6 separate regions of the Mus musculus genome follow, and all the other regions are linked to region 2. The links are chromatin loops, found by intact Hi-C in ENCODE. Cell type or tissue: heart. All regions are shown on one strand. Region 1 overlaps Shb (src homology 2 domain-containing transforming protein B). Region 2 overlaps Shb (src homology 2 domain-containing transforming protein B). Region 3 overlaps Shb (src homology 2 domain-containing transforming protein B). Region 4 overlaps Shb (src homology 2 domain-containing transforming protein B). Region 5 overlaps Gm46852 (a long non-coding RNA gene). Region 6 holds the start of Slc25a51 (solute carrier family 25, member 51).

Region 1 (4,000 bases), 92 kb after region 2:
CCTGTCCTTTCAGGACCGCTAAAGGAAAAGATAATGTTCTGCTCAGTGTGCTGTGTGTTCTCTCCCTCTGGAAGGTTAAAGGAAGCAGGTAATTAAGAAGTGCAGCTTTAGGCAAAGGGACCCTAGCGCTCTTCTATGGGGGGTTGGGGGAGAATGCTGAGTCTGAAGTGTGCAGCTGTCCTCCAGAATGGAAGGATGCGGGAAATGTGCCTGCCAAGCCAGCAGACATTTGCCTGCCACTGCCCTCCACCTGCAGCCAGCCACCTTCCAGACCCCAGAGCCTGTACATCAACAATTGGGTCGTGTGGTAGGTAGAAAAGGTGCAGGCTGGTTCAGAGCAGTGGTTTCACATCCTGCACTACCCTTGGGTAGATGGACGTAGCAGTCCTGGCTTTCCCTTTGGGAGGGGATTCAGACAGACCTCAGGTTGCATTCCCCAGCAAAGCAGGTGGGACGTGTCCAGCTGAATAGCTCTGGATTACTGAAACCCCACCATGAGGTGGGACAAGGGGAACACTAGAAAGGGGGTGGGCACCTAAAGTGTAGCTCTCCCTCTGTGACAGTGCCACCAGAAAGCTTTCATTCTTGCAGCTAGCAGAGGTCATGTGACGCCACAGCTGCGAGTGAAGCTCAGATTTTAATGCATCCTGACATTCTTTCTGCCCTGTGGGGTCCATCTGAGCAGAAGACCCCCCTTCCTTACCAGGACTGCTCCAGATGTTCCTGGCAGGACCCAGGTCAGGCATCCTCTGGCAGCTTTTCCAGGCAGTTGTAACATGTCAAAGCCTGAAAACATAAAGGGTCTGGGACCTAAGGTGGGGCCTGAAAACAGGGCTCCTCTGTCCGGCTCTTAACCCATGGCTGGCTTAGGATGGGGTGGGGGTAGGGTTCTGCTTCCTCCTCTGAGTCCAGTCTCAGCACCATCAGGGAAATGCAACCCTCCTTCCCCCTTTACAGTGGGGGAAGCCAAGCTTAGCTAGGAACCTGCTCTGCTAGGCTGTGTAACCAGGGGCAGGCGAAGCATTCTGCCTGACCCCAATCTCTGTTCTACACACACACACACACACACACACACACACACACACACACACACAGTTATTCACTTCAACTAAATGTGGAGGTGTGTCTTGGAAACTGGCGGTGTCTGGTAGCAGACAGAGGCTCAAGGAAGCTCACAGGGGTGGAGTGCCTGCATAGCTCTTCTGCCGGTGGATATATGCTAGGTCAGGAGGGAGGCAGCTGTACCAACTCAGGGAAGGACAAGGACAGGTGGTGGATGGGTGACAAACAGGGGAAGGAAGGGTAAAGTTGAGGGCTGTGGCCAAGTTTCTGAGCAGCTAGGGGATCAGGTACAGTTGGCTTTGAAAATGCTCCCCACACACATACAGACACACGGCTCCCCACTTCCCTCCAGTTATGCAGACCCCGAGGCGGTGTGTGCTATGCCGATTCTGCCTCGAACTGCCCGTCCGTCCGTCCGTCCGTCCGTCCATCCGTCCGTCCGCAAGATTTGTGCTAGGAGGTGATGGTTGTCTCCTCCCAGCCTGCTCCATCCTCCCTTTGTTCCTCCCAAGTCCTCTCCAGCATCTGACCCACCCTGATTACATTTCCAGCAGGCTTTTAATTATCTCCTATCAGCCTGCTTCATCTGCCTGTGTGGCTCAGCCACCAGGGGAGGCATTCCAACTGCCCATTCGTCACCAGGAAGATTCCATGTCCTGGACACTTCCCTTTGGAGGCTGGCTGATCTCTCCAAACCAGAACATTTCTTTCTAATCACCCTCATACCAGTTTGTTAACATAATGTATTTAATGAAATTTTGCCAGAGCCATCCAGGAAATGGTTGTTCAGGGCCTTCAGGGACATCCCCTGGGATGTTATAGGGCGAGAAGCCATGAGGACAGCTGCAGAATGTTGCCTGCATGAGAAAGAGGAGCCTTGGAGCCAGAAGATCAGGCATCCCACCTTTGCATAAGGGCATGGGAACTTTATGGAATTGTGCTCATCTGTGACGTGGAGATGCTGCAGAGATGCAGGGGGTCACGCAGCCTGGGTGCTGGCTTCAGCCAGGGGTGTATAGGGGAGTTAGACCGTGTAAACAGTTCAGAGCTCCCACAACAAATCCCATCAGCCATAATTGAAGCTTCTAGTGGAGCCCAGAGCCACCGTTGCATACAGTAAGACCCCAGGTTATAGACAGGGTTTAACTGTTCCCTAGGCCCCTGTCAGCTGGAGCAGAGTCAGGAGGTGACAGAGACTCTGCCAGCAGCCTGTCATCGTCTTGTCCCACCTCCATAGTCTGCAAGGTTATGACCCTTCTGAGCCTCACCAGCACTGTGTTTCCTTCTCTTGTTTTCCTCATAAACGCTCTTGGTATTTGAGGCAGAATTATAAAAATCATGCAGCAGGTTTTATAGCCCTTTGCTGCCATAGCTCAAAGCTGTAAAAGCTCCATTTGGCTTTGGCTGTGAGGGAGGTGGGGGTCCCAGGCATGCATGCACATCCTGGCACTTCCCCTCAAACCTGCTCATGTCCAGGTAGCCCCTCCCCCTAGCAGCCAGACCTCCCGCCACACCTGCAACCCTGAGAAGGCCCTTGCCACTTTTAATCAGGCTTGGGCTTTCCCCCGTTTATCTCTAAGATTACTTCACCCAGGAGGACTGTAGGACTGAGTTGGGTTTGGCAAAGCTGACTTATTAACAATGCTTTAAATAAAGTATCTTTTTCCCCCACCCCTTTTGAAAGTTTTCCTTTTGAAAATCCACATGTGGCTGATGGCCTCCAAGTGTGGGGTTCATGCCACGTTCTTAGCCCAGATGCAAACAAGCAGACAGAAGAGAAGGATTCTGGTGGGGTGTTAGGGGACTTCCTCCAGGTGATGGCATGTGGACAGGGCCTTATGGGATATACAGAGTTTGTGTTAGCCTTCCTGTCACTGTGACCACAGTGTCAGAAAGAAACAACTGTAGGGACAGATGGCTATTTTGTCTCTGTGGTTTCAGTCCCCGGCAGAGAGCAGAGCCGCTCATGTGTGATGGCGGGGAAGTGTGGAGTGGGGGTGACCCAGGTGCTCACATCATTGAGGGTTAGGAAACAGAGCCAGGTAGAACCAAGGTGGGTGCAGTCTTCAAAGACTGACTCCCAGTGACCCCCCCTCTCCAGCTCAGCCCCCTCCCCCAAACACACAAGGTTTTCATAGCATCCCAACACAGCTGGGGAACAAGTGTTCAAAACACGCGCCTGTGGGAGAGACAAATTTCAGACTGAAACCATAACAGATTTGAAAGGAAAAAAACAGGAAAGTTGGCGTTCCTGCCCAGTGGGAGCAGTTCCCTGGGTCACCCCCACTTTGGCTTTCAAGATCAGCGGCTCAGGAGGGTCGGGGTTATTCATCTGTAGCCGTGCCGGCCGCCGGCACTCATAACCCTGCATCCTTTGCACAATCACCACATCTCGGCTGGCCAAAAAGCAAGCAGTGTACCAGACATAACCTTCCATGAGGGGACGCGCCCACCGTGTACCTTGGAGTCTTGTGCAGTACCTGGTCACTGGTGTTGGGAACCAACTTGAAAAGGCTGTGTCCTCCGAGGGAGGTGGAATGGTGCCAGCGACCGTGATTACAAGCTGGATGGTGCATGAGTTCTGACTGGCACTCAGGCCTAGACTGTGATGTGGGCCTCTAGTGTGTTCTGTCCCCACAGAGCAGCATGCCCCTTCTGAGTTCCCATTTTTCAGCCTGTGGAGGTAATCTTTTCTGTCCTGAATGGTTCCAAATCCAAAACACCCTCCAGGGTTGACTCTTTGTGGGAATGGCAGTTCTAACAGGCAGCCAGTCAGTTCTGATAGTGAGCAACTGAAACTAATTACTTGCAGCCATGGGTGGGGGGGGGGAACACCATAATTAATGTGGCCAAACCCTGGCCAAATAATAAAATGGAGGCTTTGTTGTGTATCAAGGCAGAAATCAATTCCATTAGGGAGCAGAGAGCTAGAGATTTA
Region 2 (4,000 bases):
GTGGAGAGCGCGAGCGCTGCGGGGGACCCTCCGGGAGGCGTGTGCTCTGGCGGCCGTACCTGGAGCCCGACGACCTGCGGAGGCAAAAAACTGCTCAACAAGTGCTCCGCCGAGGAGACCGGAGCTGGTCAGAAAGATAAGGTAAGCTCCAAAGCTATTGGTGCGCTTGGGGAACTGAGGCACTGCCACGTTTCCCATCCCTTGCATCAACTTTGCTCTGGCATCCTGGGGTCTAGGCTACAGCGCTCATTTTGCCAGATGGTGATTAGACTCCGACTCTTTGGTTCCTGCTCCCCAAACGCACCCTTGCGGATCCCAGAGCCAGAGCGAGAGCACCCCGTCTAACTACCCAGAAGACAGACCCAGCCAGCCCTTCCGGCTCCCCCAGTAAAGTTAGCAGCGGCTGGCCTAAAAGAGCATTTACTCTCGTTTACCCCGGGGTCCCTGTAGTGGTCCCCCTCCCAGATGCAGATGGGAATTGAGGTCTAGAATGGGAAAGGGAATCTCCGGGTCGTAGATTTCCTTATTGGCTGTCCCAGAATATCTGTATGTGTGTAAATGCTTCTAAACGTCCCACTCTGCGTGCCAGGTTTCCGAAGCCAAGCGGCCTTTTGTACTAGAGCGATATTGGGAACCCCCATGCAGGCTTTTCCGGTGTTAAGGTTCGTCCTCCCAGAGAATTTACCCATCTGGCCTTTCCCACCCGCTCTCCCCAGCTCCGCAGGCAGTCTGCTAAAAAGAGACCCTTCTCTGCCCACTTCATTCTCTTTCCTGATTCCATCCCTGTAGTACCGTCTCGGGAATGAGAAGCCTTTGTGGCAATCCCCTGCCGAATCTATCAGGCCATCTTGTTCCCTGCTTCATAACAAGGGAGTTAATTACAGGCAGGCCCCTCTACTCTTCCTTCCCTTCACACTCCTGAGTTAACCTCCCTTCCCCCATAAAATACTTGTTCTGCCCACTTCTCGCTGAGGCAGTGTTTTGATTAAATCTGAGGCCCAGTGAGAGATCTTCACGGCAGGGTTGCTTGGCTGGCCGGCCCCTGCTTTGCCTGCGTTCTTCCCCACACTCTCCTTGCAAGCTCAAACTTTTGCCTGGACTGATAGAGATTGGCTAGCCTAGCAGGGAGACATTTCCTACCTGTCAGCGGGTGCTTGGCAAGGCTTCTTTTTGCTTTATGGGAGAGGTGAGGAAGGATATGCCCTCCTGAAAAAGTTGCCTGTCTGGTCTCCCTGGGGTCATCCTGCATTGTCTGCCCAGGATGGATGGTATGAGCAGCCTGAAGGAGCCTATGTCCCCAGGAACGGTGTGGGCACACACCTTGGAAACGCATACTCTTTGTGCTTCCCAAGTATCCAAGATGCCACACTGAGAACAGAGAGCTGGAAGCCCTGGTGACTCATACAGTCACCAAGGGTACAAGAGGAGAGATGTCCCTGAGAAGAGCTGAGCTATTGGGCTTGTGGTTGATGTTTTCTGGAAGTCAAGCTTCCTGCAGCTTCATATGTGGTGGGCTCACTGGGTGAGCTTTGAGCTTTTCCATATGAAAGTGAGGAGAGAGCTTTCCAGAGAGGTTTGCAGCCCACCTCACCTGACTCAGCATCCCTAGTTGCCCAAGACCACTGCCCCCCAGGGGGCAGACTTTCCTTGTTTACTGCTTGTGGTTCAGCCTGCTCTCAGAAATCTTTGTGTGGCTTTCAAATTTGTTGTAAACATTTTTCCCCCCAATTAGAGTTAAGACTTACAGATGCATAGTAATCATACTTTGTAGCTGGAATGTCAAGTGTGCCTAAGACTTGGCTACATTGTCACAATATTTCCCATGGGTCTTTGCTCTCCTCTTCCAGGTGCTGGAAGGGGGATCCTGAGCAGGGTATGTCTGTGTTGAGTGCTGTGACAGAGGGCACCCTGTGATGGGGCCTGGTGTTAAATGGGGTTTCCATTGTTGACCTGGAGCCAGGAGTGATCAGGGGATGGCTGGAGAAGTGTCTGGTGCTTAGAGAACTGCAGGTATGAAGTCTTATGTGGTTGGAACGGAGAGGTTAGAGTTGGACAGGACCGGAGAGGGGCTGCAGGGCCTGGGCCAAGGAAGGTAAACTGAGTTGAATGGTGGTAAGAGATACAGTTTTAAAGAAACACTCTCTCAGGGATGGTTTTCCTTTCTCATGTTGAAGCTTTGATCTTTTAAAAGTGGTCTCTTCTGGGAGACAAGGGAGGATGTTACCAGATGTTCCTTCTGTCATGAGAAAGAGAGGCAGCAAGGGAGTGGTTGCAAGACAGAGTGTCCTGGAAGGCTGGCTGGCTTGGAAGGCTGGCTTGGACACTGCTTTATTTACTTTCTAGATAAGACTAAAACAATGCTGACCCTAGTCACTAGGTAGCCAAAGATGGGCTTCAGTCCCCCTTTCCCTTCCTCCCTCTTCCTTCCTTCCTTCCTTCCTTCCTTCCTTCCTTCCTTCCTTCCTTCCTGTTTTTAGAAACAGGGTTTTTTTTGTGTGTGTGTAGCCCTGGATGTTCTGGAACTCATTTTGTAGACCAGGTTGGCCTCTGCCTCCGGAGAGCTGGGATAAAAGGCATGTGTCACCACTTCTCAGTGGGGATTACAGGTATGAACCACATCTAGTTTTGTGCAGTTCTGGAGATTGAACCCAGGGCTTTGTAATGCTAAGTAAGCAATTCTACCAAAGGACCTCCATCCTCACCCCTCCTCTGCAACTTCTTAAAGCCCTACACACATTTGTTTTTATAGACTTTTTGACAGCTTTCTACATAGATGCAAATGTATCTTGATCACGCCCACTCTTTGCTCCCCACTCCCTCTCTACCCCCCCCCCACACACACACACTTGCTGTTCCTACCTTAATCTCCTTTTTAAAAAAAAATCACCTACTGAGTCAAATTAGTGCTGCCTGTATGGGCATGGGCAAAGTACCAGCTGCACCCCCCACTGCAACCCCTGCTCCCCCAAGCTTCCCTAAGAGCTGCCAGTAGCTCCCCAGCGACCTCCGACCCATGCTGGAATGGTTATTGACTGGCTTGATCTTGTACGGGTCTTGTGTGGGTGACCATAGTTGCCTTGAGTCCGTGAGTGCGATGGCTGTCCATGGTTAGACCACAATGCTTCACGGCATCTCTCCCATCCTCTGTCTCTCACATTCTTACTGTTCCAACTCTAAGGCTCGTGGGAGCCTTGAGAATTAGCCTTTTGATAAGTGTCTGGGTGATTGCTCTTTCTCGTCTTGGGTCCCACTTTGGCAACCCTGTTGCCATGATGGCTCTTCTCCACCTAATTCCCCAGTCTTCTGGCCAGGACCACTTTGGATACAGGCTGCAGGTGCCCATCGCCAGCTCAGTATGTGGCCAGTACCTCCCCATCTGGCAGTCAGATGGCAATCTGGTTTTCACATTATTTCTAGCAGACAGCATTTGGGAGGCCAGACCTACTGTGATCCAGCTCTGAACATCCCTAAACCTGTCTTCAGGCCCTACCTATAGCTTTAGGAAAATCCCACTTAGCCTGGGGCAGCCTAGCCTCCTGATGTTGCCTTTTGAGAATTGGCTGGCACCGGCACCGGTGTCAGCTTTAATCCCAGACCCAAAATGAGAGTTCGTGTGGCATGCAGTGTTGCTGCTGGCTTGTGCAGCCATCTTCCAGTGCTGTTCAAACATGATTCAGCTTTGGGGTCCCATTCCTGCCCTGCACACTTGAACCCTTTCCTCTTTTGCACGAGTAAGTTATCCATCTCTTTTCCTAGGTTAGTGAGTCCTGGGGCACATCACCTGGCCACATCCCACTCCTCCACTGCAACATCTCCAATGGGATGTTTTTTTCCCTTACAGTCATTCTTGAAAAAGAGTCTTTTCCCTGTTCCGAATTCCCCCCTAACATAACTTAGTCTCCATCTTTGTGCTCAGAGATGACATGTGAGCAAGTGGAGTGGGGGAGGGGGTGGAGGTTAAGGGTGCAGTAATCTTTGGTCTGAGCTTCTGCAGGAAGTT
Region 3 (4,000 bases), 55 kb after region 2:
AAGGTCATGGTGGTGGGTGGGAGCAGATGCTGACCGTGACTTAGAGCCAGTCCATCAGTGACCACCCTGAGGTTGTCACTCTGAGCCTGTCCAGTGTTCAAGGGCTGGGGAAGCCAGCCCGTGGCCTGGAGATAAGGGCTTTAGATCCACATACAAGGGTTACTGACTTAACGTTTATTTTCAGCCAGCTGCCACTTTATGTAAGTACTGCCCTCCAGTTACATAGGCCCATGTAGTCTGATCATGGATTCTGCGTGCTTTGAGGCTTGGAAAGTGGGACCCTCTATGTATGAATCGGGCAAGCTTCAAGACCAGTATCCACAGGAACTGAGTTTCCCCCATGAACAGGCTTCAGCAGGAGCCCAGCTGAGCCTACAAAATGCAGAAGGTTTCACTTGGGGTGTCAAGGGAAGCTCAGTCCCCTGGGAGCTCAAAAGTTCACTCAAGCCCCGTGGACAGGTAGACCTCAGCTGCAGCAGGTGGCTGCCCGCCTTGCTCCCACCTGTGTCCCCTAACTAGCGTAGGGCACACAACATGGCAGCTTGGACACTTTTCAAAGCTACCATTTGAGGTTGTCTGACTTGTCTAGGGTCTCCAAGCAGCAGGAGGGTAGGGTGTTTTAAACAGCAGGCACTTCCTGCTGAACCTGGAAGAGGAATTGGTTGCAAATTAAAGCCCCCTGGAACCAGAGTGGTTTGACCTATTAGGTGGAACTGTTGGATGGGAACCAACTGAATGTTGAAAGGCATCTGTCTGAGATGAAGATTTGGGTCTTGGAATGATCTGTCCCACTCTGTTCTTCTGGAAGGTAGAGTGGAGCACACTCAAGGACCCCTGGTGGCAGTGACCCCTGTGGGGTGTGTAGGATTGGCACAGCACTGGCCAGTTCAGTCAGCCTGTAATGTGAGCCCCTCGCAGGGGTTTGTGAAGTTTCTAAATGCCTTCCCCCCTTTTTCTTGGCGTCCCGGCTGCTCATGTGATGCTTTCTTTTATTAATGTATTTGACATTGTCTGTGATAAAAGCAGACTAGGCAAGAGCCTACCCCAGTGGAGGAAGGGTAGTAGGAGACTCCCCAGAAAGATCTCGGAGGCTCTGTCAGTCCTCAAAGCTTGGCACAGGATGTCTAGCAGGTGCCTAGCCAGCTCTGACAGGGCTGGAGGTGAGCTCTGGAAAAGCAGAGGTGCTGCTTAGTCAGGGGCAGGGGGCAGATGGTTGAGCTGTTCGGTCTGGTGGCAGTAGACATCCATGAGAAAAGGCACTCTGCACCCAGGAATTTAAAAGTTGTTGGTGACAGAGGTGGGGGTAGGGGTGGGGGCGGTTTCCCTCACCTCTTTGTCTCTGCATCAGGAGGAAGATAAGCCAGAGTCTTTGGTCATGTGGCCTGTGGTCATGGTGCCTCCTTGTCAGGGGGACGTGAGTGAAATCTGAAGTGAGCCTGAGGTGGCAGCTGTACCGTGACAGCTGCCGCCCTTCCCTCGGGCTCCGGCCAGCCCCATCCTCCCCCAGGGCCGGGTGAGGAAGCTGGTCTGGCAGCAGCACTCAGCTGTCATAGCACATCAGTGGTTGTAGTTCCCAGCTCAGGGAACCATGCCAAGCGCCAGCAGATGATGTACTTAACGAAGCACTGAGGGAGGGAGGCTTGGCTCTAGACAGCGGGTTTGAGAGGCAATGCCGAGGTGCTCCTTTCTCCTGGGCTCGCTTTGGGGCTGCTTTGGGGCAGAACTGTCAAACTTTTGAACCTGGGGAACCAGATTGTGTCTTCCCAAAACAGAATTGCCTTTTGGGGGGAGGCAGATATGGAATAAAGCGAGTTGTGGGGTTGAAGTTGACTTTATCAAAAAAGCTCTGTCCAATATAAAATAGCATGCATTCTCATGTGGACCAAGCCAAAGGACTGTGTGAGTCATGTGTACCAGCTGTCAGTTAGGAACAAGGCTGTGGGACTCTGCCCGTGTGTGTCCATCCCTCCCTAATGTGGAACATCTGCACGGGGCTTTACGGTTTACAAGCCTCTTTTATATCCTTTGTCTGGTTTTATTTTATAACAGCCCCATGAAGTCGATATTAATTTTCTCCCCACTCCACAACTGAGCCTACAGGACTCCGCTGGGGCAGGCCCCTCGAGTCAGGAGCTGGTAGATTGCAGAGCCAGGGGTTGAATCCAGATCCAGAGCGTACCCACGGATATGTATGCCTCCATAGTCCATCACTGAAAAAACGTAGTTGTTTGATTTGTACTTGAATCTGCTCTGTCATGCAAGGTTGGAGGCTGGGTGAGGTGGAGCAGAGTGCTTGCTTAGCAAACACAGGCCTTCCTTGGGTTAGATCCCCACAGCAGTGCATACCCAATCAGGACGCAGGGGCAGAAGAGACTAATGCCTCCGTGCCTCTTGCACCTTATTTCTTACTCACTGAGGCCTGCTGATGTCATCCACTTGTAAGCTACAGGAAGCCCAGAAAGGTTAGAGGGCTTGCCAAGGTCACCAGCTAGAAGTGAACTGGCCAAGAGGTCACTCCACGTGCCCAGTGTGCCTTCTGCTTGCTTGTGTTGTCGTGTTGCTGCAGTCACATGTAAACACAGACATAAAGAGAACAGTTTATAAGAGGATCATTCAGTGTCCGAGTGAGCCACAAGGCTAGCAGGCCTAAGTTTGGTCACTCTGAAGATAAGGAAGTTGCCAGAGGGGACGGGGCTGTGTGCAGTCTGCTGTAGAGCTGGCCAGGCTCCTGCCCTCCAGCTTCGTCCTTCAGCCCATCCTCCACCCACTAGTTCTCAGCCTCAGACAGGCCTTCATGCTGTGAGGTTCCTGTAAGTTTAGGGGTCTGAACTGAGAGTTGACCCCAGTCCTCTGTCATCAGGAAGCTGAGTACTGTGCTCCCTTTTGCTAGCATGACTTCCACCTCAGGCTCACAGCTCAAATGCCTTGTTTCTCAAAGTTGAGTCCACATCCAGCCACCCAGTTATTTTTAGGTGGGAACTTCCTATTCTGTGTTCTATCCCAATCCGCCCCCTCCTCAAGCTGAGCGTATGTTTTCTGTCTGGCAATGGTGTTGGTGTTGCCTTATTTTTAGCATAGCTTGTTTTTCTTCCTGACTTTCCTTTTCTTTTGATTTAGCGTGCGTGATCACACACACACACATACACACACACTCTCAAATAGGCATCTCTCCCCACCCCACCCTTCTTATTCACTAGGTTACCCGACGGACGAGGCAGTGGCTTCAGAAAATCTTGAGCACTGTGTCGCGCATACTCCTCGGGCTTCTACCTCAGTCCCTTCACCGTCCCTCACCCTGTCTCCGGGGGTGGTCTGTAACACTCACACTGATGTACATACCTGATTAGAAATGCATACAGTGGCTGCTGGAGGGCCTAGAGAGTGTGAGCCTGTGTGTGCATGTGTGCATTGACGAGGCTTCAGGGCCCTAATTCTATCTACGGTTTCCATAACATTTGATTCTGGCATATGCTGTCATCCCTGCACTGGGGATGCTGAGGCATAGAGTGTTGTATAAAGTAAAATACCCTGTGTTGCTGTAATAAAATGCCCTGGTCAAAAAACAACTTTGGGTAGAAAATGTTTATTTTAGCCTAACTTATAGGTTATAGTCAGTCCTGAGCAAACCAGGCAACAGGCACTTAAAACAGCTAATTGTATTATATTTACAATAAAGAACAGAGAAAAGTGAACACATGCGTGCTTGTTGGCTTGCCCTCCTGCATTTGCTCAGTAATTTCTCCACACTCACATTGCAGGAAACCCTGCCTAAGGAATGGTGCCACCAACAGTGGGCTGGGATTTCCCACGTCAATTAACTTACTTAAAACAGTTCCCTATGCACAAACCCAGTGTGGACGATCCCTCACTGAAACTCTCTTTCTTCCAGGCTTTTCTCTGTTATGTCAAGGTGACAGGTAAAGAGAAGCATCATGTCGGCCAGCCTGGACTACAACGTATAGTACAGGGGCAGGGAGATGGCTTGGTCTTTAAAATGCCT
Region 4 (4,000 bases), 75 kb after region 2:
AAGTTGGTCTGCCTTTGAAAGTTCAGGCCAGTGTATCTTATCTGTTGCTTGCCAGCTCATCAGCTTAGACCTCAGGCAGGTTGCTCACCTCCCCGAGCCTCAGTTTTCCCATCCGAAAAGTGGTGATTTTTCTTAAGTCTTGTAGCGTGGGCTTCTTGAAAAGTCCAGTGAAAACCAATGGATTTTCATGCAGAGATCTCTGGATGAAAAGACAGTGTGGGCCCTAAAGGGCTGTGCCTGTGAGGTTTATTACTGGAGTTCTGGAAGGGCTTGCCAAATTAAATAAAGTTTAATTTAATATAAAAAACAGCACTGCATGAAGAGGCGCTTCGGAGCCCTGGAGGCCTCGTTTACAAAGCTCGTTCCTGATGATGCCTGGCAGTGGGAAACAGGGACAGAAGGTCTGGAAAGCAGCTCTGCTGTCCCTGTCCCCGTCCCCTCTGTTACCCAGCCTTCACTCCTGCGCATGCCACCTGAGGCTCAGGCCAGCAGTCTGAGTGAAAGCGGCCTCTGCCTCTCCCTGTGTTAGAAGCGATCTGTTTGGTCTTCCTAACTTGAGCTGCAAATAAGCCACCGAAGAAGGTGTTACCATACCAGGCAGCCACCTGAGTCCTGACTGTGTGTGTGTCAAGGTGTGAGAAGTCACAGCTCTCTAGAGGACTCCACGTGGAGAACCTCCAGTTACTCACTCATGACATCCTGTGCATCAGGTGAGGGGATGAGGGAGCCAGGGAGGGTGTCACAGCTCATCTCGGGTGACACCAGTGTTAGCCCTTCCAGAAAACCTCCCCTAACACAACGGTCCCCTCTCGGCCTCCTGGATTGGGCTGAGCCTCCTGTCATATTCTGTGGGTAGTCTGTTCCAGAACAGCCAGGTGCACCGTTGTCATGGTAATCTCATGGGGTGCTGGTGCTGTGCCCCGTGGGTAGCCCCTCTGGAGTTTTGACTCCTCTACATTATCAAGGGCCTTTGAAAGGACAAAGGGAAAGTGATGTCTTGTGTGTGTGTGGCTGCTTCCTAACAGGTGAGAGTCATCCGAGGCAGCTCAGTTGGCTGAGTTATTTAAAAGAACCCCAGTATGGTAAGAGGGGAAGAAGGAATGGACAGGAAGCCAGCTTTTATTGAGCAGTGGTTACGAACCTGGTTTGAATTAACCCTGTCAAGCCCTGCCGTGTGGGTGTTGTTTCACTGTGGTAACATAAATGAACGTACTGAAACTCAGACAGTCAGCAGCTCACCTGCAGTCCCATAGCAGTGAACTTGGGCCCATCTGAATGAACAGTATCTTCACCACCCACCACCGTTGCATTGGCCTCATTTGAACCTGGTACAGGGTAGCTTGGGAGATCCCTGAGGTGGAAGCAATTGCTCCATTTGCTCTTTGGCCTTAGCATTGGTCTGGTCATTGCCCCCACAGCTGCAGATACCTTGAAGTTAGTACCCTGGTGCTGTGTGCTCTGGGCATGGCTCACACTTCCTGCTCCTTGTGCCTCCTTGGGGACCCAGAGTCTGCAGAGGGTCCCACAGGGAGTCTCAAACCTGGCCACAGCGCTCTCCACACTCCAGCCCTGTGCTGCCTCACAACAGGCTCTCTAGAGTTCCAGAATGCCTCCTGTCTCCTTCATGGCCTCCCAGAATGCCTTGGGCCTGTGAGGAAATTAACAATTGTGTTTGTAGGGGAAGCTCTTTGCTGTGTAATGAGTAACAGCCGTAATTAATGTTTAACATGCAGGTCTACCAAAGGAAGTGTGGGGGCAGGGTTAGAGCTGTAGGGACCTCTCTCTCCTTTGGCTAGATATTATTGAGGGACAGGTTTCTCTGGTTGGTTTTTCTGTCTGACATATTAATGAGTTCATTTATTAGTCTTAAGAAACCGAAAGCACCAGCTCCATTACGTGCTGTTAGAAGGGTCTCTGCAAACGTCTTCTTTTCCTGTGTGGAATTCAGTGAGTGGCTTTGCCCTTCGGCTCGGCAGGTCAGAGATCTCCATGGGGATGGAGACTGTAAGCCGCATGAGGTCAAAGCTCCGCCTGCCCTGTGCACAGATGGGGCCTTACCCAGCTTCAAGCCTGGTGCCCAGTGAGTGCTGGGAAGTTTGTAGTTACTGAGTCAGGCCTGGCCACACAAGTCCCACCCACGCTCTCTTCCAGGCTAGGCTCTGCCAGTGGCCGTGTGGCAGCAGGTACTTGGTGCTCACATCTGTCCTCTTGTGTGTTGGACATCTGTCTCCTGGCCACATGAGGCCAAAGGAGTCCTCAGTGGGAGGTTACTTTCGTGTGGCCAGTGGCCAGACCTCCTCCCTTCCTGCCTATGTCTGAATTCCCTCTAAGAAACTGAAAGTGTGTCCTTCCTGTCTGTGGAGGAAGCCACTGCCCTGAGCCTTGTGAGAGCTGTGTTTGTGGCCAGCACTGGCTTGTCTCTCCCTTCCTCATTGTCTGCAGTGGGCAGTGCATGGACACACACAGTGGGCGGGCGCTTCCTCCAGTGCAGAGCCTGCTCTTAGGACCAGCAGATGGAGGAGTAATCACTTTCTCCAGGCTCTGGGAGGCTCGTGGGTGTCTGCAGGTGAAAAGGTTACAGATCACAGAGGGCCTCAGCCTTGAGCGATTCCCAGTAACAGGTGACAGGTGAGCCCCTGGAAGGAATCAGGTGCTGGGGCCATGGGTCTGGATTCAAAGCTGCCGTTTGCTGACAGTGACATATTGTCTGTGTCTTCTCACCTGCAGGTTGAGGGTGGCACTAGGCACTAAATGGTAGGTGGTGGCTGTTGTTACTGCTGTGGGCTCTGATATCTGTTGCCCTGTAAGGAGATGTGTGCCGACCTTGACTACGCCTGAGGAGACCCTGGTTCTAGCGCCATAGTTCTCAGCTAGGGAATAAGCTGTGGTGGAAAAGATGGCCACTCTCAGGTGTGGAACCCTCGGTGCTCCATAGGTCTTCTGCGGTCAGCACTCAGCTCTGCTGTCCGTGTTTTCTCTGGGGACACAGTCACAGATGAAAGGACAGAGGTGAGCACTGCCATCCTGTATTCACCGTCCCAGGCTAGGCAGAGCCATGTAATTGGTGTTCTGGAACCATTGAGGCTCAAGGCCTGCCTCTGAGCCTTTCAGAGTCACCAGCCCCCACTCTTCTTGTCTTCACACATCCTGTGAGGCAGCAGAAGTACCCCAGAGGCCTCTTCTTGATCCTGCAATTGCAAACCTGTGTGAGGCTATTTCCTAAGAGTCTTGCAAAAGAAGGGCTGAGGGGCGCACTGGAGAGTAGAGGGTCCTTTGCTCTGTGGGGCTCCGTCTTGGCATCTGTGGGGTGTGGGTTCTCAGAGTCAGTGGCTTAGTGTATATGCAGGTTTGGAACACTGCAGCTGAGGGTGTGCCACCGCAGAAGGGAAGTTTTAGTCACGCACACGTGCTAACTACCTTGGGGTAGGTAGTCCACCCCACCTCCAAAACCAGTGTACAGTCTCCCCTCCTCAACATGCTGACACCCACCTGGCTCTCGGTGGCATCTGGCATTGTATGCAGAGCCCTGCATGAAAGGTGCCTGCACAGGTTGGCATCCGGCATTGTATTCAGAGCCCTGCATGAAAGGTGCCTGCACAGGTTGGCTCACCTTCTGTCTCTCTCAGAGTAGTAGGACATCAGTGAACAAGCCACAGACAGACCCATAACTGTCGCAGCCCCTCCTGTGCATCCCATACTGTTTCCTGAGAAGGCTGGTCCTAACTCCTGGTTTATCACTGAGGGGCTGAAGGGATCTGTGGCAGCTTAGAGTCCCCTGTCCCTGCACACTGCCTCCTCCTCACCTCATTGCCTCTGCTAGTGGCTGCTCGATCCTGTGCCGGACAACAAATAAGCAGAGGCTGCAGGCTGGCCAGAAAGAAGAAGCAGGATTGCCAGGGCAGTGCCCACTCCGCCTGGGAAACCTAGGTTTGAGGAGGCTCAAGGCTACTCATGGCAGCCTGCAACATTAGCTGAGCCAAGTTCTACAGCCATACAGACC
Region 5 (4,000 bases), 110 kb after region 2:
CTGAGCTATGCCATCCCTCAAAGGGACAGTTTCAGGAGAGAAGGACCCTAGCTCCCTCTAGATGAGGCAGCTGGGTCCCTTATGTGCTTCTTAAATGGAAAAAAATGGACTCAGCTGACATCCATTGAGTGCTCTCTGGTGGATATTGAGGTGAGTGAACCCCACCTCTGGACTTGGGGGGTTTCCTGGGTGGGAAAAATAAACAAGAAATAACTGGACACAGTACAGGTCATAGCAGGGGTGTGGAGGCAGGGACACATGGGTGACTGGGTCTGTTTACAACAGTCAGGGCATGGTGGGCCCTGGAGAAGAAGCAAGAGTTCACAAGGGACTTTAGAGGGGTGTGGCTGTTCCAGGTAGAGGTATCAGGTGTGAGAACCAACAGGAGACTTGGACAGGGCACTGCAGTGCTGTTTCCTGGTCTCTTGGGGCTTTGTTGGAAGTAAATTACCAGGCCATGACAAAAGGAAGGGCCATTTCCTCCATGGAAGGTTGATATTATGAAGTGCTAGGGATGCTGGTGTGTGTGTGTGTGTGTGTGTGTGTGTGTGTATGTGTGTGTGTGTGTGTGTGTGTGTGTGTGTGCCCGCGCGCGTGCACACAGGCACAGGAGCCTGCATTGCTGGGATGGAACCCAGGGCTTTGAGCATGCTAGACAAGTGGTCTGCTGCTGAGCCACTCCATCGGTTGCCCTGACACTATGGTCATGCTAGCATCATTCTGCAGCCTAGAATCTTTCTGAAGCAATAAAGCCCCTCCATCACATACAGAGCAGCACTGAGGGCCCTAGTGTGACAGGGGCCCTCACCTCCCGGGGGAGAACCCACCTGCTTTTCCTACTCAAGGGTGTAACCTTGCCTCCTCCCAAAACAGACCTCCCTAGGACTCATTCTCCCTCCGCACAATGGTAGGCCCCAGGCATGCACGCATGCGCACACAGAGGAAATGCTGGTCTGGAAAGGGCAAATCCTAGCACAAGGACCTAGAGACAGAAAATGTTCTTGGGCTTAGCCAAGACCCAAGTGCTACTGATGTGCAACCAGATGTCCTAAGAGGAAGGAAAGTACTTCACCTCACTACCTCACTGTTCTTATCTGGAGGAGTTTTTGTTTGTTTGTGTTTGTATGTGTATGTGTACATATTTGTGTGTGTTACAGCCTCTGGGGGAGTTGTTTGTATGTATGTGTATACATAGATATACAAACAAATTGTGTGTGTGTGTGTGTGTGTGTGTGTGTGTGTAACAAACATGGAGCATAAAACAGATGCAGATCTGTGGGTGGGGCCAGCTGAGGAGGGAAAGGCACGTCTTCCTCACAGAAGCAATGGGTGGAGGGAGCTAGAGGACCAGAGAGACAGAGGCTTGCCAAAGCCTCAGGGCAAGTGGATCCTCTAGGATCCTTGTGCCAGGAGCTTAGAGAATCGCTTTGGCCATTGCCATTCTCGGACGCTGGGGTGGGACTGACGGAGTCATCTGAGTTTGTGAGCTGTTTTGTTGGTGGTGGTGGCGGCTGGTTGGTTGGTTTGGATTTTTTTCCCCTCACTGTCTCCCTCTTGAGTGGGAACCCCTCAGGCTTGCCATCCCCCCTCCATCCCCCCCCCCTCCCATTCCTCTGCTTTGGAGGACAGTTTCCAAAGAAGGCTAACCGGGTGGCCATTACCAGCATGGCTCTGGTGCCCTCGTGTGCCTTTTGTCTGCATTACAGTCAAGCCTCAGAAAAAGCAAAATGGAGGTAAAACTAAACCCCTGGGAGGAAGAGATGGGGGGGGGGGGGGCGAACAGATGAGTGAGTGGCTGCCAGGGTGAAGAGGTGGGTGACGGGTGATCTAGCTGGAGAGACAGGAAGAGGATCTGAAGTGGCTCTTACAGGAGGGAGGTCGGCAGGCAACCCAGGTACAGGAATTCCTGAGTGGAGCTGAGATACTGCCTGCCTCTCACTGCAGCTCCCAGTCCTTAGTGCACCCTCACAAAGCTGTGAAGATTCACTAGTTGAGGAAAAAAGCAGGACTGAGGGGGTACAGCAGGGGTAAGGGGGAGGGCAGGGGAAGTGGGAGGATGGGGGGAGAGCAGGTCTGAGTGGGGAGAGCAGGGGTGAGGGAGAGGATCAGGGGAGAGTGCAAGACTGAGGTGGGAGAGCAGGGCTGAGGGGAAACAGGTCTGTCTGAGGGAGCAGGGTTGAGGTGGGGAAAGCAGGGCTGAGGGAGCAGGGTTGAGATGGGGAGAGCAGGGCTGAGGGGGAGGATCAGGGGGGAGGAGGATCGGGATGGGGGAGAGCAGGGCTGAGGGGAAACAGGGCTGAGGAGGAAGAGCAGGGTTGAGTTGGGGAGAGCAAGGCTGAGGGGAAACAGGGCTGAGGGGGAAGAGCAGGGTTGAGTTGGGGAGAGCAAGGCCGAGGGGAAACAGGGCTGGTGGGAGAGAGCAAGCAGCCTGAGAAACAGCTCAGCTCATAGCATCCTCGTGTGGCACTTCCCCCAAGTTCTCAATCTTCTGATTATAAAACTCAAATGTTCTCAACAAACTACATTCGTATTTCAGAAAAATGTAAAGAAGACAACAATTACTGTCAGTGATGCAGTTTCCTGTCCTGAAGAAGCGCCCCTGTCTTCCAGGCACAAGTATAGTAGTTTTACTTGAAGCAAAATGGAGCCCTTCTGCACTTGTGGCTTTGTCTTAGGATTTACTGCCGTGAACAGACACCATGACCAAGTCAACTCTTACAAGGACAACATTTAATTGGGGCTAGCTTACAGGTTCAGAGGTTCAGTCCATTATCAAGGTGTGAGCATGGCAGCATCCAGGCAGGCATGGTGCAGGAAGGGCTGAGATTTCTACATCTTCATCTGAAGGCTGCTTAGTGGGGGACTGACTTCCAGGCAGCTAGGATGAGGGTCTGAAGCCCATGCCCACAGTGACACACCTACTCCAACAAGACCATACCTCCTAAGAGTGGCACTCCCTGGGCCAAGTGTATACAAACCACCACAGGCTTCATCCCTTCACTTTCCACTTAAGAGGGCCCTGTCCTTTTTCTTTCTGTTATTAAATCCCTGAAGGCACAGGCTTTTTTTCCCATCGGCTTGTGATAAACTGTTTTAATTTATTTAACTTATATTGAAGTTTTTATATAGCCAGCCCTGTGAGGAAATATCTTCATTCAGAAATTTTCTGCTTGGTTTTTTGTTTTGTTTTGTTTTTCTGGTTTTGGTTGGTTGTGTTGTGTTGTTGTTGTTGTTCCAAGAGAAGTGTACAGAGGGCATTATGGGTGAGAGAGTGGACCCATCTACAGAAGGGCATTATGGTGAGAGAGTGGACCCATCTGCAGGTGCCTCTGTCCTCCTGGGAAGCAGTTGGCTTTCCACTGAATATTTGAAAACGCCCCTAAACAAAAGCTTCCTGGTTACATCTGAAGCTGAAGACCTTTTCCTTAAAAACTCAGGTTTGCTTACAAAGTGAGACAACAGGCTTAGCAGTTCCCGCCCAACAGAGAACTAAAGTTCCAGCGGGTGCTGAGTGGGAGAGGCCTGGGCTTAGGTTGTGGGGGTGACTAATTGTCCCCAGCTAAGGCATTGGTAGCATACAGTGCTCAGTACAGGAAGGTACTAGGTGAACCAGATCCATCCCTTTGGCTGCCGCCGGCTGGCTCCGTGTGCCTTTGCATTTGACTTCCATCTGGCAGTAGCTCCTCTGCCCAGTGGCAGTGTGAGCCGGGGCTGGGAGACCTGGAGACACTCAGAAGAGCTGTGCCCTCATGGGTACAGAAGCAGAGGAGGGAAGAGAAGAGCCTTGATTCTCGGGGGGGGGAGAGGGAGGGGGGACACAGCACCCCTAGCTCACACTCTGCCTCTGCAGCTATGTGAGCCAGTCAGAGATTCCACAGGGTTATCAGGAGTGTTACACACGCAGGGATGTCCTCATCAGCCAGGTCATGGCAGCCATGTAACCTCAATGGCTAGAAGGTCTACAAGACACAGAGACTTTCAAAACTATGAGTGTGGGGAC
Region 6 (4,000 bases), 120 kb after region 2:
AACAGCATTTTATTCTGCTTTATTTTGTCAATCCTCTTCTTCTTCCTCCTTCTCCTTCTCTTCCTCTTCCTCCTCTTCCTCCTCCTTCTCTTTGAGACAGGGTTTTCCTGTATAGCCCTGGCAGAGTCCTGGAACGTGAACTTACTTACAGAGATCTGCCTGCCTCTGCCTCCCAAGTGCTAAGGGAGTGTGCCACCACCTCCAGCTTATTGGCAAACACCTATGCTTCCTTTGGAGCCAAACTTTTAAGCTGAAGAGCCAAGAATGAGTCAGAACGTTCTGTTCTTGGGATTTGTTTGTGGGAAAGAGACACCTTTTTTGGGCAACCGTAACATTCTGACCTCTCTGTGTCTGGGAAGAGGCAGCAAGAGGAGTCACTTTTGCCCAAGGTGACCAGGGAAAGCCTTAGGTGGAAGAGGCAATAGGACCTTGCCAGGCTACCATGTTGGGTGAAACTTTGATGGTGACAAGGACAAGGTTTATAGAACACAAGGATTTGCAAAACATGAGCAGTCGCCCAGGACTGCATTTCAGAAGGTTAGCTAGGGAGAAGGTCACAGCAAGGCAGAGGAGCCCGACCGTGGACTGTCCTGTGTGCCAAGTTAAGAAATGGGTTGCCTGGGAAGGTCCCAAAGCTGAGCAATGACACAAACACACCTGGGTTAGAGGACGCTGTCCGAGGCCCCTGTGGAGGTAGAACAGTTTTAGGATACCAACAAAAGATAGACGGATAATGAATGGGGCTGGATATGGAAAGCTATCCTGATGATGAATTCTAGATTTAAAAACAGGTGGCTTTCATCTTTACAGATCTTCAAGAACAGTGAGTAAAGTCCCTGGAAGCTTCTGAGAAGAAGCTAGAGGCCTGCACTGTGGCCTGCAGCATGACAGGACCGCACTGGCTCCATCCAGACACGAGTGTTCTGGTGAGGAGGGAGGGACACTCTTCTGCGTCGGTTACATCCCTAACTGTATGTTTAATTCCAATCTTTCCCTTTATGTCCCCCCCCTACACACACACAGGAGAATAACCTTTCCATTCTAATCTGAAATTAATTATTTATGCTTATGAACACACTGGATACCTGCCTGGTTTCTTTGCTTTTTGAATAATACATTTGAATAGAAATTCACAGAAGCCAAGGCAAACATAATTTTGAGGTAAATGCCCTTTCCCCAATTGTTGCCTGGTTGTTCTAAACCATGAGATCCAAAAACCTGTCCCTTGTGCTTATGACAGGGGAGGGAGGTTTGCACTAACAGGCCCACTATCTGGCATTTACTGTCTTATTCCCTCCCACTGTTGAGGTGACTTCCTTCTCTGGCCCATATTCCATCAGATCACCCTGAGGCCCAGTTCAAACACCTCTTACCCCATGAATCTGTCCCTGGTTCCTTATTGTGGGGCACTGGGCTCTGCACAGACAGGCTGGTCTCCAGTCGAGCTGAGGTCTGAACCCCGGTGGTCATAGGATAGGGAAACTCTGGCGGGGTGTGGGCCTTTTTTCCCTTTTCCCACTTCCCCCGGGCCCCGTTTTTTTGTTCCCACACCTTCTCAAGGGGAAAGCCTCTCATACTTCTGCTTTTGTAGGCTTTGGGTCCATCAGACTCTGACCTCCCTTGGAGGTACCTGCTGCACAGCTGGCACCTCCTCAGGGAGCCATGACTGTACGTGTGGCAGAGGACACTAGCAGTGTGGCCCAACCCAAAATCAGGAACTTATTTTAAGACTTGAGGGTTGGGTGCTGGAGAGGTTGCTTGGTCACTCAGTTAAGAACATACACTGTGCCGGGCCGTTGGTGGCGCACACCTTTAATCTCAGCACTCGGGAGGCAGAGGCAGGTGGATTTCTGAGTTCGAGGCCAGCCTGGTCTACAGAGTGAGTTCCAGGACAGCCAGGGCTATACAGAGAAACTCTGTCTCGAAAATAACCAAACCAAACAAACAAACAAACAAAAAAAGGGGCTGGGGACTTAGCTCAGTGGTAGAGCGCTTGCCTAGCAAGCACAAGGCCCTGGGTTCGGTCCTCAGCTCTGGAAAAAAAAAGAAAAAGAAAAAGAAAAAGAAAAAGAAAAGAACATATACTCTTCTTGAGTCTGGCACCCACATGGGACAGTTCACAGCCTTTAATAATTCCAGGATCAAGAAATCTGAAGCCCTATTCTGGCCTCTCTGGGTACTTATACACATGTGCTAACAGTAGAATAAATCTATTTTCTTTTAAAAAAGAAATGTTTTGTAATTTTTTTTCCTCTTAGGAACTCATTGACTGGATCTCTAGGCAAACTTCCTTAAAGGAGGCTTTGAAATACCAAGATTGACACTCCCGTTTGCTGACGCTAGAAGGCGTGGCCTAGGAGGCGTGGTTTCCGACAGCTTCAGAAACCTGTAAACACTAAGCAGGCTGGGTCACCCACCTGGAACGGTGTGTAATGGTGAGATAATCCCAGTCCTAAGAGGCAAGCTGGTCGCACATTCAGGAGTCTGCTGAAGAGCCTGCCCACGAAGGCTGACTTTGTCCTTTCTGTCCACTGACATTTATCGCCTGTGGTTCTGCAAATCAGAACCATTGTTCAAATGTCACAACATGGAGGAACCCACTCATGGAAGAGACGAATAACTTGCCAAAAGTCACTCAAGGGATGTCACGGCTATAATTCTGACCCGGCTCTCCTAACTCACAGCAGGGTTCTCCTTCCAAGACTCCACAAACTGTGTGTGCATCTAAGGAAAAAGAGGCTAGCTGTATGACCTCATGTACAACTCAGGTGTCCTGTGAAGTGCGGTGACAAAGAGCTCTCCACCAAGCTTTGAGATCGCCTCATCAGAAGCTTTCGCGCCTCCACGCACGCGCTATCTACAGCCCTGGATCTCAACAGACTACACGCTAAATGACGCGCTTGCTGTTTTGTGGAACAACGAGGCCACCGTATAACTTCAGCTTAAGTCAGGGGGGCGGGGAGACTAGCGGCACCCCCACAGCCTGGCAAAAGGTGCGACAAGAGTCAGTACCGGACCGGACGCAGTACAAGGCAGCTATAGCGCTACCCAGACCCTGAGCGAGGCAGGGCCCTGGTCACGTGGCTCGACGACGTCCCGCCCCGCCCCGCCCCGCCCCTGCCTGGGTCGGACCAGTCTGCGCCTGCGCGGGCGCGGGCTCGCTCGCCAGCCGTCCTGCGGGCTTGCGCCCCGGGCCGTGGGTGAGTCCTGGGTGGGGTGCGGTGGGGAGCGGAGGCCGCTGTGCTGCCCTAGCTTCGGGCCAGAGAGAAGGGAGGCTTGAAGCAGGGTCGCGGGCTGCCGAGCTCCAGGTCCTGCGCTCTCCACGCGTCCGGGTCCCGGCAGCTGCGGCCCGGCTCCGGCCGAGGGCCCTGTGGTGCTGCGGCGCGCTCCGGCAGGGAGGCGCCCACAGCTCGGGAGATGCAGGCCCCGGGGGATCGCGGTGGCCCGTGGTTCCCTTTGTCTGCCACCCGCGGGATCGCGGCGGCCCGTGGTATCCGGTGGTGCTGGCCATTCCGCCCAGCGCCTCTCCGTCCTCCCCGAGTGGGCAGATGGAAGCCTGGAGAATGCTCGTTCCGAGGCACCATGTTTCATCACGCAGGAAAGAGTCTAAGGCGGGCGGGTGGGTGGGCGGGCGTCAATTGTTCCCTTCTGTGCGGATTGTTGTAGCTAGCTTAGGTAGAGGATGGCAGCGCCTCGGCCATGTTTACGACTTTTAGCTTAACCTTTGTCTTGGCCCCTACAGGCTGCCCAGCTGGTCCTAGTGCCCACCTTCTGGTTGTCAGTTTTTACCTGTTGTCTATTGAGCAGAATGAATTGTGTGTGGAGTTACCGTACCAAAATGGATCTCCGGCGCCTTTGCTTTGAAAGGATTTGAAGACTCGGATCCAGGGCACATGAGAAACCAGAGTCGTCACCCTTAGCGTTTCTTAGGGCGACATGACACTTCTGACAAGAATTGACTCTAGTCTCCTTTGTCAGATAGAAGCTAAGATAATGGGTT

What was found. A loop is a pair of places that touch in the nucleus more often than their neighbours do. Peaks named below come from ENCODE experiments on the same cell type or tissue, not always from the same donor. Only the 100,000 strongest peaks of a DNase experiment are listed, where the experiment ranks them.
Region 1: a loop joins it to region 2, with 2.6 times the contacts of the local background. A loop is called at or near these places in 19 of 42 quality-filtered maps.
Region 3: it touches region 2 in a loop (6-fold over the local background); 13 of 42 quality-filtered maps call a loop at or near these places.
Region 4: a loop joins it to region 2, with 2.7 times the contacts of the local background. A loop is called at or near these places in 8 of 42 quality-filtered maps.
Region 5: it touches region 2 in a loop (5-fold over the local background); 29 of 42 quality-filtered maps call a loop at or near these places.
Region 6: it touches region 2 in a loop (3-fold over the local background); 17 of 42 quality-filtered maps call a loop at or near these places.

The regions. Positions count from the first base shown.
Region 1 is chr4:45,433,840-45,437,839 of GRCm38, reverse strand. All of the region lies in intron 5 of Shb (src homology 2 domain-containing transforming protein B), which reads left to right. Among named protein-coding and RNA genes, the nearest start is that of Gm46852, 26 kb to the right of the region's middle. In heart, a CTCF peak has its summit at 1,672; a DNase peak (open chromatin) is centred at 1,659; H3K27ac peaks cover 2,193 bases.
Region 2 is chr4:45,525,703-45,529,702 of GRCm38, reverse strand. Shb (src homology 2 domain-containing transforming protein B) reads left to right here. Exons shown (of 6, transcript NM_001033306.1): 1 at 1-141. Among named protein-coding and RNA genes, the nearest start is that of Shb, 3.1 kb to the left of the region's middle. In heart, a CTCF peak has its summit at 1,636 (motif pointing right); DNase peaks (open chromatin) are centred at 312, 422, 1,102, 1,912 and 1 weaker place; H3K4me3 peaks cover 2,547 bases; H3K27ac peaks cover 2,085 bases.
Region 3 is chr4:45,470,825-45,474,824 of GRCm38, reverse strand. The region is part of intron 2 of Shb (src homology 2 domain-containing transforming protein B); the gene reads left to right. Among named protein-coding and RNA genes, the nearest start is that of Shb, 58 kb to the left of the region's middle. In heart, no CTCF peak of the experiment used is centred here; DNase peaks (open chromatin) are centred at 494, 1,564, 1,914 and 2,514; H3K4me3 peaks cover 495 bases; H3K27ac peaks cover 3,924 bases.
Region 4 is chr4:45,451,090-45,455,089 of GRCm38, reverse strand. All of the region lies in intron 3 of Shb (src homology 2 domain-containing transforming protein B), which reads left to right. Among named protein-coding and RNA genes, the nearest start is that of Gm46852, 44 kb to the right of the region's middle. In heart, no CTCF peak of the experiment used is centred here; DNase peaks (open chromatin) are centred at 1,523 and 2,349; H3K27ac peaks cover 1,526 bases.
Region 5 is chr4:45,416,172-45,420,171 of GRCm38, reverse strand. All of the region lies in intron 2 of Gm46852 (a long non-coding RNA gene), which reads right to left. Among named protein-coding and RNA genes, the nearest start is that of Gm46852, 8.8 kb to the right of the region's middle. In heart, CTCF peaks have their summits at 110 (motif pointing left) and 1,681; DNase peaks (open chromatin) are centred at 1,404 and 1,771; H3K27ac peaks cover 951 bases.
Region 6 is chr4:45,407,895-45,411,894 of GRCm38, reverse strand. It overlaps Slc25a51 (solute carrier family 25, member 51), which reads left to right and starts at 3,129. Exons shown (of 3, transcript NM_001009949.3): 1 at 3,129-3,200. It overlaps Gm46852 (a long non-coding RNA gene), which reads right to left and starts at 2,505. Exons shown (of 3, transcript XR_001784277.2): 1 at 2,418-2,505. In heart, a CTCF peak has its summit at 2,359; DNase peaks (open chromatin) are centred at 2,384, 3,004 and 3,794; H3K4me3 peaks cover 1,827 bases; H3K27ac peaks cover 1,664 bases.